3 separate regions of the Mus musculus genome follow, and all the other regions are linked to region 1. The links are chromatin contacts, found by Hi-C or POLR2A ChIA-PET in ENCODE. All regions are on one chromosome and are shown on one strand. Each heading gives the region's core, a stretch centred on a gene start or an enhancer-like site at or near the end of the contact. The rest is flanking DNA. Distances are from core to core; before and after follow the strand shown.

Region 1 (2,796 bases), core at 31-2,530:
AAGTACACTGTAGCTGTCTTCAGACACTCCAGAAGAGGGAGTCAGATCTTGTTGCGGATGGTTGTGAGCCACCATGTGGTTGCTGGGATTTGAACTCTGGACCTGCGGAAGAGCAGTCGGGTGCTCTTACCCACTGAGCCATCTCACCAGCCCCAACATGTACATTTTCAAGGGAACATGAGAAACTGACCCAAGAGCATCATGTTTTTATTTTTGAAAAAATTATCTATTTTTATGTTTATGAGTGTTTTGCCTGTATACACATATATGTATGTATGTATGTATGTATGTATGTATGTATGTATATGTATGCAATAGCCTGGGAGGTCAAGAAGGCATTGAATCTCCTGGCACTGGAGTTACATGTGAACTTCCATGTGAGTGCTGAGAACCAAACCCAGGTAGATCCTTTGCAATATCAGCAAGTGCTCTTAGCCGCTCAGCGGACCAGCTTCTAGAAATTCTGTCTCAACAATGAGAAACTATCCCATAGGTCAAACACTAACATGTCAGTTAAGAGACCACCTTCATTTGCCTCATTTACACAGTCAGGAGGCAAACGGAAAGGTGACTAGTCTAGGCATCAGAAACTGAGCACGACCTTACAACGTAGACGACCTTACAACATGGGCAGTTATGTCCAGGCATGATCAATTGAAATTGAGGTACATAGCAGTAGGAGAACAACAGTCCCATCTTGTCTGAAAAACAGTAAGAGAGAGGCTGGAGAGGTGGGGCGCGCTCACGCTCACACACCAGGTAGGGCAAAGGCAGGCATCAACATACGACTTGCAACCACTAGCACCTGAGAGCAACCATTCAGAGGAGCTGCTAAGCTTTCTATTCTTGTAGAATTAGGGGGTCGGGCAGATCGCGTCACCCAGGCATCCCGCAAAGTAGGCGGGTCGCCTCAGATTGCAACCTATACCCGCTCAAAAATTCTTCTCACATAAGCAGTGAGGACTCGGGCGTCACCCCGAATCGTTATTTTCCTTACTCATAAGTTTAAGGCATGAGGAACGTGTCTACGTTCCTCAGGGGTAAGAAATTATATTCTCATTACAAGTATGGTGAGTGTCCGATCGGCTGTATGACTAAAAGACTTGTCCTCTTGATAATGCTTTTTAATGGTTTATGATCGATATAATTCTAATTCCTCATTAGCAAAAGGAGGAGGGGGGAGAGAGAGCCCATAAGGCTCCGGACTCCTCCATGCAAATTAGAAGCGAGCACCGCAAAGGCTCACGGGGAGAGAGGCTCCACCCCTTCCGTCTCGAGCTTTTCGTTTGAGCTGTCGCGAGAGTTGGCCGTCCGGGTTGCCGGAAGCCGCTCTTGACTCCGGCCGCGGGGCGGGCTCGCCGCAGTCGGCTTCTCCTCCGTTCTCCGCTAGCTGCGCGCCGCAAGATGGCCGATCTCTCGCTGGACGAGCTCATCCGGAAGCGCGGGACGGCGGCCAAGGGACGGTGAGCGGCCCTTTCCCTTTTCCTCGAGGCTCGTAGGGGCCTCGCTGCTTCTTGGGGTTCGGGGGCGGAGGAGGGAGCGGCTCCGGGGGGCGACGCCGCTTGCGCCCGCCCCCTGCGTCCGCCGCGCTCCTTATTGGCCCGGCCGCGCGGGCCCAGCTGCTGGTCGGTCCACTGGCTGCTGGGCCCGGGAGGCCCGGGAGGCCCGATCGCAGGCGAGCCGAGGGCTGGGCGGGCCAGGGCCTTGCTCCCCGGAGGATCGGGTCCGGGGGGACCACGGTGGCGCCGTCTCCGCTCGGCCTTTAGGTCCTGGGAGTTAAGAGGGCGGAAGTTGAGCGGAGGAGCCGCCAGCCCAGAGCTGTTTATGGCCAGTTCTGCTGGTTCTCCTATGCCACGGTGCTTAGCCCGACCCGTTTTAAGCAAAGAGCTCTTTCATAGGCGAGACGCCTTGTTCCTTTCACTGTGATATCTGTAATGGTTGTCTGATCGTTTTGTTTTCTCTTGAGGCCGGCTTTCACATAGCCGGAGCGAGCCTCGAACTCGCTGCGTCTCCGAGGCTGGCCTTAAAACGCCAAGAGTCTCCCTCCTCCTCCCGTTTCTCAAGGGCTGAGATGACAGGCCAGTTTGTTTCCGTTTTGAGAGCCGGCGTCCTCCATGTTATCCAGGAACTCCTGATCTCAAATCCATCCTCCTGCCTCAGTCTCTTGAGTAGCTGGTGCTCCAGGCGCTCCGCTGTTGCTTAACTATTTTATTCCGCATTTCACAAACGGGAAAGCTGGAGCCAGAGAGAAAGACTTTCCCAAGGCCACCGAGTGCCCCAACTGAGTTGGCCTCAGGCAAAGACAGACAAAACAGTTCCAAGAGGGTGGCATTGGCATTCATGGATGTATGCCCTGATGTCTTAAGTGAGACAGTCAGACTCAACATACTCTTAAACATCGATAGCCATTTCTAGCTTTTATAAATGTGCAGGTGAAAAAGTGGTTAAGTCGGCCCGTGGTCAGCAGGCATATAGATACACTGCTGTAGGTGTCAGGAACTGTTTTCCTGGGGCTGGAGAGATGGCTCAGCAGTTAAGACACCAACTGCTCTTCCAGAGGTCCTGAGTTCAATTCCCAGCAGCATGGTGGCTCACAACCATCTGTAATGAGATCTGATGTACTCTCTTCTGCTATGTTTGAAGACAGTAACAGTGTACTCACATACATAAAATAAATAAACCTTTTTATTTTTTTAAGGAACTGTTTTCCCAGACACTGATCTGCTCAGCTATGCCAATCCTTCCCTACGCCTGTGTCTAGTAAACACTGTTGCCTCCTACACTGAAAGGAGACAA
Region 2 (2,700 bases), core at 192-2,691, 320 kb before region 1:
ATATTGAAAATGTTGGTCACTGTAAGGATATGAGTGGGGGAGGTTATTTTATATTTTCTGGGTGGGGGAGGGGCAAGGTCTCATATAGCTTAGGCTGACCTGAACTCTCTATGCAGTTGAGGATGACTGTGAATTCCTGATCTTTCTGCCTCTACCTCCTAAATGCTGAGATTACAGGCAGGTACCACTATGTCCAGCCTGAAAACTGGACTTCCTGTGTAGCTGGGGATGACCTTGAACTCCTGACCCTCCTGTTCTACCTTCCAAGTGCTACCTACTACATCTGCCTTTTCTGTTTTGTTTTGTTTGCAGGGAGGTTGAGGCAGGGTCTTACTATATATTCCAGGCTGACCTTACCTTTTTTTCTTTCTTTCTTCCAATTACTCGGTTGCGTAGGCTGCCTGGAGCTCTCAGCCATTCTCCTGTATCCGCCTCTTGAGTACTGGGATTACAGACACTAGCCACTGTCTGCCACCATTTACTCTTTACTCCATACAGTTCCCAGAAAGTTACCTGCTGTCAGTTTCTCAGACCCTCACCCACGCATCGCTTACTGTCCTCCTGGCCGGGACTGTGTGAGGTAGTGCTCAGCGAGGTATTAGCCGTTTTGGCTCATTATTTCTCTTTGCTCATAGGGCCAACCTCCTATCTGGCAGCGCTATGTGAGAAGCAGAAAGTCTGTATATTGTCTGGTGCTCTGATGGCCATATCGGCATCCTCTGGAGGGAAGTCTCTCCACCCCACTTCCTCTTCTTTTTTGTGTTTTTGGTTAGCCTGTAACACACTATGTAGACCACAGTGGCCATGAACGCAGAGATCCACCTGCCTCTGCCTCCTGAGTGCTGGGATTAAACGCGTGCGCCACCATCCCTGGCTTGGAGGAAACTTTCTTTAAAAAAAAAAAAAAATTGTGTGTATGAGTGTTAGCATGTCTGTACCTCGTGCGTGCCTGGTACCAACAAAGGCCAGAAGAGGGCGTCAGACAGATAACCCTCCAACTGGAATTTCAGATCAGGGTAAGCCTCTACGTACTAGGTACTTGGAATGGAATCCGGGTCCTCTAGAAAAGTAGCAATTTCTCCAGATCCGAGGAAACTTTCTCAAAGTCCACCTTATCTGAATTATAGATCAGGGACCGCAGTTGTTCTGGGTGCTAGGGAAACCACAAAACTCTGGCCCACTTTAAAAAAAAGTCCTTTAGTCCCGGTCCTTTGGGCGTCTCCCAGGGAGTGACCCGTGTTGGCCTCTCAGCGGCTTAAGTAGTAGCTCCTCGTTTGACTGACAGGAAAGGCCGCTAATGCTAGCCCAAGGTAGTTCCTTTAGCTTCTGGGGGGGCGTGCCGCCTCCGCTTTAGACTATCCAATCTGGAGCGCCGCTGGGCCGAAGGGCGGGGTCTGGATGCAGGCAACCAATAGGGCGAGCACAGCGGGCGCGGCGGGGGCGGCGCGGTCGCGGCTGGCGGCAGAAGCGGCTGCGGCGGGTCTGGGCAGGGCCGGGGAGCTCGGTTGGAGCGGAACGGGAAGGGGTCGGAGTCGCAGCCCGGCCGGGGCGGCGTGCTCAGTGGGACCCGAGGCGAACGGCGGCCGAGGTGAGGGGTGCGCCGCGACGGTTGGGACACGGGTCGGTGGCCGCGCCTACCCCTGTCAGGCCGCGCTGGGGCCGAGCGCGCGGGGCCGCGCCGCTCGAAACTTCTAGTCCGCGCGCGGGGGGCCACGCGCCGGCGGGCGGAGCCCGGGAGGCCCGAAGGGCGGCCGGAGCGGACGAGTCCCACGCGGACGCACTCATGGGGCGCTTTGCAGACTCTTGCCTTCCATTTCCGTCCTCCCCACACTCTGTGACCGCCGTGGTGAGAGCCAAGCCTGACCGGTGAACACGAACTAGGGGTGTGAGGCGAGACAGGAAAGGCTGCATGCTGTCCTTTTTGACTTTCATAGTTTTCGAGACTCAGTGGATCCGAATCGTCAATTCCCTCCTACCTCCCGTGGGGGCTCTAGAGCCGCGTTCTCTTCTCTTCCCAAAGACCCCAGGCTTGCGGACCCCCTCTGAGAAGGTCCACTTTTCTTTTTTTCCAGGAGTGGATCCAGAGGAGCTGGCTAGGGATCTCAAGGCCTTAGAGGTTAGACCTGGAAGTAGACACGCCCCAGGGGTGCTGCGTTCTTGTTGGCCCCTTGAGGGAAGATAGTTTTGGTCCGGGCTGTGTGCACCATCCCTGGCCCTTGTCGGCTTCCCTTGACCGCAGCTGTCCTTAGGTTTAGTGATGAAGGGGGAGTAGGTTGCTGACAGTCTCCAGGGCTACTCATTAGCGGTTTAGCAAAAACACTTCTGCACTGTCCTGATGTAAATCTATTTAATCCCGAGTTGTGGACGTGAGCTCACACCTTCCTACCCCCTGCAGGTTTTCCACTTTGCTTAAGTTCTGGTCTTGCACCTCTGGGATTGTCAGCTTGGAGCCCCTGGTGAAGGGATCAGCCAGGTGAACTGGGTTCTGTGTTAGCCTCCCTCTTCCGTCCCTGGGCGCTCAGATTCACTTTTCCACAGAAGTCCGGATTTGAGAGTTAGCGTAGTTGGGGGTTCTCCTGACTTTCCTGGAACACTCTAGTCTGTGCATTTACACTGAACTGTAGAGTTTGGCAGTCTCCTTGGTGAAGCTATGCTACTTTAGCCGTGAGGCCACTACATGAAAAACTTGTGTGATGTGTG
Region 3 (2,781 bases), core at 278-2,777, 410 kb before region 1:
ACCTTCATGAATTAGATGAATACCCTTATTAGAAAACACCCCCCCCATCTATCATGTGGGGATATTAATAGTTTTTCCCCACTGATGAAATAATCCAACTCAAGCCCAATTAAAAGTATAAAAGCTGGTTTATTGTGGGCAGCTCTCGAACAGGTTCACCGGTCTCAGAAAACGAGGCCAGGGAAATCGCCATGTAGACAGGGAGGCAAAGATGGGGGAGCAGAAAGAGAAAGAGGAAACATTCTGAACAAAGAGGGAATGCAAAGACGGAGAGAGCTGGGGTGGCTGTAACACACCTGGCACAGCTGGCTAAGGCCGGTAATGAGGTAAGCAGTTGCTAGGTCCCTGAGTGAAGGCCAGTGGAACTGCCTGTATACTAACAGAGTTAGGGCTAGGGCACCCGGGTTTGGATACAGAAGAGTTAGTTATCTGCAAGCCATGAAACAGATTCTTTCCAGACACTGAATCTGCAAGTGCTGAGCTTGATCTTGGACTTTTCAGCCTCAAGAACTCTGACATATAATTTCGATTATTAAGCCCTTAAGTCTATGGCATTGGTATGCCAGCCAGAGCAAACTGAGACATACCTCCAAATAGATCTTCTCATTGTAAAGGCTGTGGTGAGTATTGAGGTGGGGGCGGGGATGGATTTCCTGGGCACCTTAGCAGAGACTGGCAGGAAATGAGAACAGATCAGAGTTCTGGAAAAGGGGTGCAGGGCTCAGGTAAGGATCAGTGTGACCCAGACTCACAATAGCTCTCAGAGACTGCATAAGCACAACTTCCAGTGCCATTCTGTGACTAACCATATAGTACACAATCTTTACGACGTTTGTCTCCTTGTTTGTAAACTGAGGATTTATTTATTTATTGAGACAGAGCTTCTCTGAGTGTGTGTGTGTATGTTTGTTTGAGTGTGTGTGTGTATGTGTTTGTTTGTTTGTTTGTTGAGATAGGGTTTCTCTGAGTAGCCCTGGCTGTCCTGGAACTGCTCTGTGGACGATGCTGGCCTCGAACTCAGATCCGCCTGCCTCTGCCTTCAAAATGCTGGAATTAAAGGTGCGCCACTACCACTCGGCTATAAACTGTGGAATTTAAAAAGCGAATCTGACTTGTACTTGGTTCCACCGCACGGAGATTTACTAGCTTCCTATTATGATTTGGACACCTCGCTGTGCTTTGTAGGCAACAAGAACTATTTGCTTAGTACGGTTGGCAGAATCATGGGCAAAACCAAGCCAACCACAGCACTTTCACGGTCTACTGGACGGTGGTGCACAATTTAGTACGTAGATACCTATTGAAGGCTCACTATGGAAGCTATCTGCGGTTCCTGGTTGGAGATGTTTAAGGAAACGCACGGACCACTCCAGGACCGACATGCAACTGCAAATAGTTTGAGAGCTGGTAAAGATGAGTAGGTAACATAGGAACGTTTTTTTACTGGCTGCCTAGATGACCCGACAGGAAATACAGGAAGGACCGCCCCGCTGCGCAGCCGCAGTGCGTCTCAGCCGCAGCGATAACGACCACCGGCTCTGCGCGTCGCAATGAGCGCTCGGGTAGCTCGGGCCGGGTGGGCCTGGCGCTCCTGGGGCCGCCGCGCCGCCTCGAGCCTCCGGGAGCCGCCGCCGGACGCCGTGGACGTGGCGGAGCTGCTGCGGGACTCCAGCGTGGCCGAGGAGGGAGCCCAGGAGGCGGTGGCGCGGCGGCGGCCACCTTCACAGTGCTCCGTGTTGCTCTTCCCCGGCCAGGGCTGCCAGGCGGTCGGCATGGGCAGCGGCCTGCTCCACCTCCCGCGTGTGCGGCAGCTCTACGAGGCCGCGCACCGGGTACTGGGCTACGATCTGCTGGAGCTGTGCCTGCGGGGGCCCCAGGAGGACCTGGACCGCACAGTGCATTGCCAGCCCGCCGTCTTTGTGGCTTCACTGGCCGCCGTGGAGAAGCTACATCATCTGCAGCCGGCGGTGAGCCGAGGAGCGAGCGCCGGACCCCGCCTTCTGGGTCTCAGGGTTCCTCAGTCTGGTTCTTATTGGTCCCCAATCTGGTCCTCGTTGATAGTATTCTAGACGCACTGCACAAAATGAGGATCCCTGCTCCAGGGGAGTTTGCATCTTAGACGACACAGACACTTCACACTTAATGCACCGAGTTAACATATCACATTAAAGATGAATGCGTTGGGCTAGAGGATCTTGGTTCGGTTCCTAGCACTCATGTGGTAGGTTCACAACCATCCATAACTCCAGTTCCATGGGATCTGATGCTATTTTATGGCCTCTGCGGGTATCAGGTATGTGCACCATGTGCACAAAACATATAAACAGGCAAAACATTCAAACACATAAATTGCTTTATTTTGGTTTTTTTCTAGACAAGGTTTTTCTGTGTAACAGCCCTGTATATCTTGAACTCGCTTTGTACACCATACTGGCCTCAAACTCGCGGAGATCCTTTTGCCTCTGCCTACCAAGTGCTGAGACCAAAGGCATGTGCCACCACACCTGGCCACACACATAAATTTTTTAAAAAGGATTTATTTATTTATTTAATGTATGTGAGTACACTGTAGCTGTACAGATGGTTGTGAGCCTTCATATGGTTGTTGAAAATTGAATTTAGGACCTCTGCTGGCTCCAGTTGGCCCTGCTCGCTCTGGCCCAAGGATCTATTTATTATTATAAATAAGTACACTGTAGCTGTCTTCAGACACACCAGAAGAGGGTGTCAGATCTCATTAATGGTGGTTGTGAGCCACCATGTGGTTGCTGGAATTTGACC

The links. A loop is a pair of places that touch in the nucleus more often than their neighbours do. ChIA-PET counts read pairs that join two places held with the same protein, here RNA polymerase II (POLR2A).
Region 2: a map of T-helper 2 cell shows a loop between it and region 1 (2.0-fold over the local background). The contact joins the promoter of Pacsin2 here to the promoter of Poldip3 in region 1. A Hi-C loop is called at or near these places in 1 of 37 maps with a recorded cell type or tissue (T-helper 2 cell). POLR2A ChIA-PET finds 5 or more read pairs at or near these places in 4 of 5 experiments (Patski and embryonic stem cell).
Region 3: POLR2A ChIA-PET joins it to region 1 with 15 read pairs in Patski. The contact joins the promoter of Mcat here to the promoter of Poldip3 in region 1. POLR2A ChIA-PET finds 5 or more read pairs at or near these places in 4 of 5 experiments (Patski and embryonic stem cell).

The regions. Positions count from the first base shown.
Region 1 is chr15:83,147,862-83,150,657 of GRCm38, reverse strand. It overlaps Poldip3 (polymerase (DNA-directed), delta interacting protein 3), which reads left to right and starts at 1,280. Exons shown (of 9, transcript NM_178627.4): 1 at 1,280-1,463. The coding sequence starts at 1,405. It overlaps Rnu12 (RNA U12, small nuclear), which reads right to left and starts at 1,013; the gene lies at 864-1,013.
Region 2 is chr15:83,463,347-83,466,046 of GRCm38, reverse strand. It overlaps Pacsin2 (protein kinase C and casein kinase substrate in neurons 2), which reads left to right and starts at 1,441. Exons shown (of 11, transcript NM_001159509.1): 1 at 1,441-1,588.
Region 3 is chr15:83,554,457-83,557,237 of GRCm38, reverse strand. Mcat (malonyl CoA:ACP acyltransferase (mitochondrial)) reads left to right here and starts at 1,527. Exons shown (of 4, transcript NM_001030014.2): 1 at 1,527-1,967. The coding sequence starts at 1,551.